2 separate regions of the Homo sapiens genome follow, and region 2 is linked to region 1. The links are chromatin contacts, found by Hi-C or POLR2A ChIA-PET in ENCODE. All regions are on one chromosome and are shown on one strand. Each heading gives the region's core, a stretch centred on a gene start or an enhancer-like site at or near the end of the contact. The rest is flanking DNA. Distances are from core to core; before and after follow the strand shown. Region 1 has its middle 28 kb from the start of VIM-AS1. Region 2 overlaps CUBN (cubilin).

Region 1 (3,241 bases), core at 261-2,760:
CAGGCACGTGCCACCATGCCTAGCTAATGTTTTTTTGTATTTTTAATAGAGATGGGGTTTCGCCATGTTGGCCAGGATGGTCTTGAACTCCTGACCTCAGGTGATCCACCCACCTTGGCTTCCCAAAGTGCTGGGATTACAGGTGTGAGCCACTGTACCCGGCCAATTTTTAGTGTTTCTACATTAGGCAAACCCATCTTTCCTGGCAATTTTCTTATGTACACTTTGTTTATACTTTGAAACAACTGAAATTTTGAGAGCTATTTCCCCTCACATAGGAAGCCAATTGACAGGGGCCACCTCAATGCTCTTGACCTCTAGTGGGGATTGGACCCCACAGATTCTTGCTACTCAGTGCTGTCCCAGGCCAGCATATCAATATCTCTTGGGAGCTTGCTGGAGATGCAGTATCTCAGGCCCCGCCCTTGGCAGCTGAAACAGAACCTTCATTTTAACAAGATTCCCTAGTGAGTCGAGTGCAAATTAAAGTTTGAGAAGTACTCTCCTAAATCACAGCTTGGTCAATCAAGAAGCAAGTGGTCCCAGGATGTTTCTATCCTTTAAATGTAACAACAATCCCATTACTGAGTTTTTTTGTTTCTTTTATTTGTTTGTTTTTGTTTTTTTTTTGAGATGGAGCGTTGCTTTGTCGCCCAGACTGGAGTGCAGTAGTGCCATCTCAGCTCACTGCAACCTCCACTTCCCAGGTTCAAGCAATTCTCCTGCCCCAGCCTCCTGAGTAGCTGGGGCTACAGGTGCATGCCACCACACCCAGCTAATTTTTGTATTTTTAGTAGAGATGGGGTTTCACCATGTTGGTCAGGCTTGTCTCGACTACCTGACCTCAGGTGATCCACCCGCCTCGGCCTCCCAAAGTGCTAGGATTACAGGTGTGAGCCACCGCGCCCGGCAATTACTCAGTGTGTAATGTGAACCACAGGCACTTTGAGTTCGTGGTCTCTAATTACTGACAGAGTCATTCAGGGCAGGTATCCTCAATTCTCATTTCCAGCTGAGAAAGAATGAGATTTGGGAGACAAAGTAACTTGGTAGAAATTACACAGCCAATAAATGAAAGTTCCTGGATGTGAACACAGGTTTATCTTCTGACTGAGCAATATTGCTTCCCATTCTTCTTGCTGTTTTTCAAAGCACCGTTTTTGATGAGGTAGGTCCTGGGGTCATAAAGAGAAAGGAATTTTGTTCATTTTACTCTTCCCTGGACTGTGTGAAATATTTCAGGTACAGAGACTAAGTCAATGATTATCTATCTGGTGGATTAAAGAACAGACAATTCAGAAATGCTCTTGATGGTCATAAGTTAATTTTAAAAATTTATTTAGAAGGGATCCTCAGGAATGCCTAATTGTATCCACTGGATTTTAATACTTTCAATTCCGTGCAACTAAATGTGGCCCTTGGAAAAGTCCTGTGACTTCCGAACCCACCAGTAGATGTCAGTATTTCTTTGGACACCACAATGGCCTCTCAAGTTTTTGCCCTACCAGGCTCTTCACAAGATCCGTTGTGTCTGAAGAAGGAGCGGCGACTTTTTGTCTACATTTTTACTTGGTTGGAACAATCTTCTGAGATATCTTCAAGGGTGTTAGTGACCCCAAGGCAGTACTCTCTTGCCCTCTCTCTCTCCCTGTCTCTCTCTGTCTCTGTATGTGTGCGCCTCTTTCCTTCTCTTTCTCTCCCTATTTCCTCTCCCCATACTCCCACACTGACATTTTTTAATGAAAAAGATGATTTTCTCCCATGAAGATATTTCTGTGCAGATGTTAGAAAAGGACATTCGAAGACACTAAAGTCAGATTTTGTCAAGCCCTCTGGCTGGTAAACCAAGCAGATCCCACTCTCCAGGAATGAAGCAACTATTACGTTGGGGCGAAAGTTATTGCTATTACTTTTAATGGCAAAAAAACACGATTTTTTCCCCCAACCTAATACTACCATGCTAAATGCCAATTCAAAAAGGATTGCCCTTTGAAGAAAAAAAGGCAGAAGTAAGCAGGAAGGATAGCTCACTTGGAGTATCATCCGAGTTAGCTTAGGTAAAGACTGTAGCTTTCTACTAAAGCGTAATTTATTTCTCAAAGAATATTTTATATGCAACTATTTTCTGGGCTCTGTTCTGGAGCTTTATTAAATGTGTAAGAAGGCTGAATAATTGATCAGGTTTACCAAAGACTACAATTTAAGCTGACAGGCATTTGATTTTAGATGCTGGTGTCTCATTTGTGTGGCTTTTTCATGCATCTGCCAGCAACGGGTATGCTAAGACAATTATGTTCTTCCCACTGGACTGCTTTTTCTTGTCTCCTTTCCAGAACGATCCTTCTATTTTTTTTTTAGAAAAAGCTGTGCTTTAGGTTAACCACATAAAATTATTTGACAGATATCTGAAGAGACTCACTTTCTTTACAAGAGAGGTTAATAGTAGCTTCTCAGTAAGGAAAAAAAAAACGCTGAGAGGGATTAAATAAGAGAAATGCTTTCTGAGTCATTAGATGCTAGACAGGTTAAAATACCAGAAAAGTACACTGTAGCATTCAATTTGGCACGAGGTAATGACTTAATGATTTTCCCGATTTCTGATATTCGGTGTGGAACACTTAAGCCTTTCTGAGGCCTGATTAGCAAACAGTTTTATTTCCCTTTGCAGAAGAGGATGTAATCAGTTGTTAGGTGGACAATTCAGAAGTGCTTTAGGATTTTTCACACTGCCGGTTTTATAATTTAGCGATTATGTAGCTTGATGGTGAGAGTCATTACTTTCAAGAAGTTTGGAAATTGAACTAGTCCAGTGTTTCCCAGAACCTCATCTATTTACAAGCTAGAGAGTTTTTTTTTTTTTTTGCTATTAATACTCTATAGTGGTTGAGGACATATAGTGTGTAACTGCATTCAGAGCCCAGCTTTGTAATTTACTAGCCAAATGACCTTGTCAATATTACTTAACTTCTATAAACCACAGTTTCCTTATCTGCAAAATGGGGGTGATAATGCTTTATTTGTAGGATGATTGTGAAGTGTCTATAATGTTATTAGTTCTCTATCCCCATCCTCCACTCTGAGGACTGGTTTTAGGTATGTATGGGGGAGGCTGGCCTACCACAGATTTTATCTACTCTTTCAAAATAATCACAAGTTATGCACATACTCTGTGCCAGGCAGTATGAACTGAACACCGAAGATACTCCAGTGAACAAGACAGAAGAGGCTTCTACTGGCATGA
Region 2 (3,241 bases), core at 228-2,727, 310 kb after region 1:
TCAGTGCTAATGAATCTGTAGGAAAGAAGTTCTGGTGCTAATAGGATGGGCAACTCATAGTGTACGTGAAATTTAGGAAGTATTTTTCCAAATTTCCTCTGTTTCAGTCATAGTTTGAGTTATAAATAGCATGAAGTTTCTCTCGACCATGGTTCTTGGGTCCTGTCTAACATTTCCAAAAGTACATTCTTGAGTCCTTGGTGAATGAATGAATCTGTGGCGCATTCATGTTCAGAGTACAGGAATCTTATCTTTTTTTTTGGAATTAGACACATTAAGGTTCTTCCAGGGAATCACTAGTATTGTTTATTCCAGCAGAGCCCTCCCATCTCAATTAAGCATTCTTTACGCTTTTATCTTATCCCTACCTCAATCCACCTTTCCTTCTATTTCTGTCAGAAGAATGGTTCTGGGGCTGGGTGTAGTGGCTCATGCCTGTAATCCCGCACTTTGGGAGGCCAAGGCGGGTGGATCACTTGAGATCAAGAGTTCGAGACCAGCCCGGCCAACATGACGAAACCCCGTCTCTACTAAAAATACAAAAATTAGCCAGGAGTGGTGGCGGGCACCTGTAATCCCAGCTGCTTGGGAGGCTGAGGCAGGAGAATGCCCTGAACCTGGGAGGTGGAGGTTGTGGTGCACTGAGATTGAGCCACTGCACTCCAGCTTGGGCAACAGAGTGAGACTCCATCTTAAAAAAAAAAAAAAAAAAAAAAAGGAATGGTTTTGGAAGTTTTTTTAACTTCCAAACTTAAACTTACTTAAACTTTAAACTTAATTTTTTAGAACACTTTCATATTCCTCATTGCACTATAACACTTTTTGAAATGGACTATAAATATGGAATTAGTAGTAGGATCCTATCACATTCTGAGTGGTCTTAGATTAAATTAGACAGCAACAATAATATGTCCTAGAGTAGATGTAAAAAGCACACATTTTAATCAACTGATAGAGAGGTATATGTGACACGTCACACTGATAATGGATGCTTATTATATATTGAGAGATAAGATCCTGGAATTTAAATTGCCGTTTTGAATTGAAATTTATTTACCAGTCTATTTTACATATTACTAGGCTGTGGTTGGGATTGCTAATTCTGTTTTGAAGCGAATATAAGTAACTTATGGTTGAGAGAAGAGGATTGTTTTGAGGACCCTGTCCTGTTTATTTAAAAGTCTTACTTTTCTTCCAAGACTTGCTAATCTGTGCATCAGGAACTGATTAAAAATATGGGACAACTATCCTATTTGTGGACCAAGTTCAAACATCTCAAGTTGCTTTTTTTAATCCATCAATCAGACAGAGCCTCTTCAGGGTATAAGTGGCCTTGTGTTAAAACAAAGACACCCTCTGCATGCCGAAAGGCAATGCAAGTTTAAGCTGCCTCACAGGAAGGAGGTTTTGGTTTGTCTTTTTTTTTTTTTTTTTTTTTTTGGAGACACAGTCTGGCTCTGTTGCCCAGGCTGGAGTGCAATGGAGTGACCTCAGCTCACTGAAACGTCGCCTCCGGGGTTTAAGCTATTCTCCTGCCTCAGCCTCCTGAGTAGCTAGGATTACAGGCACATGCCACCATCCCAGGCTAGTTTTTATATTTTTAGTAGTGATGGAGTTTCACCATGTTGGCCAAGCTGGTCTCGAACTCCCAACTTCAAGTAATTCACCCACCTTGGCCTCCCAAAGTGCTGGGATTACAGGCATGAGCCACCGTGCCTGGCCTGGTTTGTCTTTGTCTTCACTAAGAGCACAGCGTTCTGGATGGGAAGAAATCTATATACTTTATAATGTTTACCAGACATATATTTATTCTTTCACTCAACAGATATTTATTAAGCTCCTAATATGTGCTAGGCATGTAGTTGGCACATGCTACTCTCCTATGAGGTGCCTTCTATATATTGATCAATAAAACACCATCATTGTCCTTAGAATAAAATCCAAAGCCCTTCGCACAGCTTTAGTAGGCCTATCAGAATTGCCAAATAAAATGATTTTTTTTTTTGGTCTTTTCCTGTTTGTCTCTACCACATTCACATTGTTGACTGCTCTCATTCAGTGGTTGCCAGGAACTGAGCTAGGTGTTCAAGACAGATAAGATTTCAGGTCTTGACAAATTACTCATAAGCCAACATTAAGAAGCTATTTAATTAAATTCATTTTATTTCTGTGGGATAATAATAACAAGTTTCTATAAACAAATTTATAGTAATTTCAAATTTCTAGGACTGTGAAGGTTAAAGAAGATGTCAAATTTAAAACGCATACCACACAGCTAGTGCATAGCAAATGTTTGGTGACTTAATTCTCTCAATCTTTACCATTTCTGAAGTATCTTCTGTGATAGCTCACAAATAAATCCAAACGGGCAGCACTAGGCTCTCCTTCCAGAGGATGGGAGATTACACACACAGAAAGCAAGTTTCATCTATTTCAGTGCTTAATAGACATTACATTTTAATTACCATATAGAACATCGTAATGACTCAGCTATTTCCTTTCTCGCCTGTAAGAAGTTAATTTTGATTCCTCTGAGTTACTTGCTTGAGTTTTATTTTTAAAATGGACGTTTTAGGCTGCAAGATGCCTCTTTTTTTGCAGTTGATTAATGAGAAGGCAAGGCCTGTGAGTTATTTCTGCCCTGGTCTAAATTCTATCCAGATGGATGCTTGGAAACATTACCCTGGGGTGTGTGAGAGCGTATGAGAAGCATGTGTATCACATCAAGTTCTAAAACATGGGGCTGGGATTGTGGTGAAACTGAGTAGGGAAGAAGACTGGAGAAATTATGGTTGAATCTGCAACAAAAAGGAACGGGGAGAAATAAAACCTAAAAAGGAGTTTTTTGTAAGACATATATTTAACCATTTATTACCCATAATATGACCAAAAATGTGAATATGGTAAATTGTTTTCTTCTGCTTCTCAGAAAGCAGAAAGGGAAGAAAGGGAGATCATTTTCCTCAGAAGGTAAATTACATGCAGTTGTCTCTAAAATCTTTCTATTCAAAGTGCAGTGCAATCTTTCTGACCAGTTACTTCACCCCTGCGGTTTGGTGGGCAGGGAATTGACAGAAATTGTATTTTATACTTGCAGAGTGCTTTTAGAAAGTGATAGGTCTCAGTTCAAGAATCAGAATGAGATAATAAGAAACAGTGATTGTACTATTTTTGTTCCACATCCTACATTTACTAACAGATCTAAGCCAAAGGGTGTAGTTGCTTATAAAATGTACCAGCC

Evidence for each region. Hi-C counts contacts between places; a loop is a spot of excess contacts on that map. ChIA-PET counts read pairs that join two places held with the same protein, here RNA polymerase II (POLR2A). Pooled maps may share reads with other maps.
Region 2: a loop to region 1 is called in a map of PC-3, with 6 times the contacts of the local background. The contact joins two enhancer-like sites. A Hi-C loop is called at or near these places in 5 of 168 maps with a recorded cell type or tissue (GM12878, K562, PC-3 and 2 more), 3 of 37 single-sample maps with no recorded cell type and 8 of 50 pooled maps. POLR2A ChIA-PET finds 5 or more read pairs at or near these places in 2 of 52 experiments (Caco-2 and activated CD8-positive, alpha-beta memory T cell).

What each region holds. Positions count from the first base shown.
Region 1 is chr10:17,256,105-17,259,345 of GRCh38, reverse strand. No RefSeq gene overlaps it. Among named protein-coding and RNA genes, the nearest start is that of VIM-AS1, 28 kb to the right of the region's middle. Within about 2 kb of position 1,510, at least 2 of the 41 ENCODE cell types and tissues checked have a DNase peak (open chromatin) inside an H3K27ac peak, as active enhancers do.
Region 2 is chr10:16,943,967-16,947,207 of GRCh38, reverse strand. All of the region lies in intron 36 of CUBN (cubilin), which reads left to right. Among named protein-coding and RNA genes, the nearest start is that of RSU1, 130 kb to the right of the region's middle. Within about 2 kb of position 1,477, at least 7 of the 41 ENCODE cell types and tissues checked have a DNase peak (open chromatin) inside an H3K27ac peak, as active enhancers do.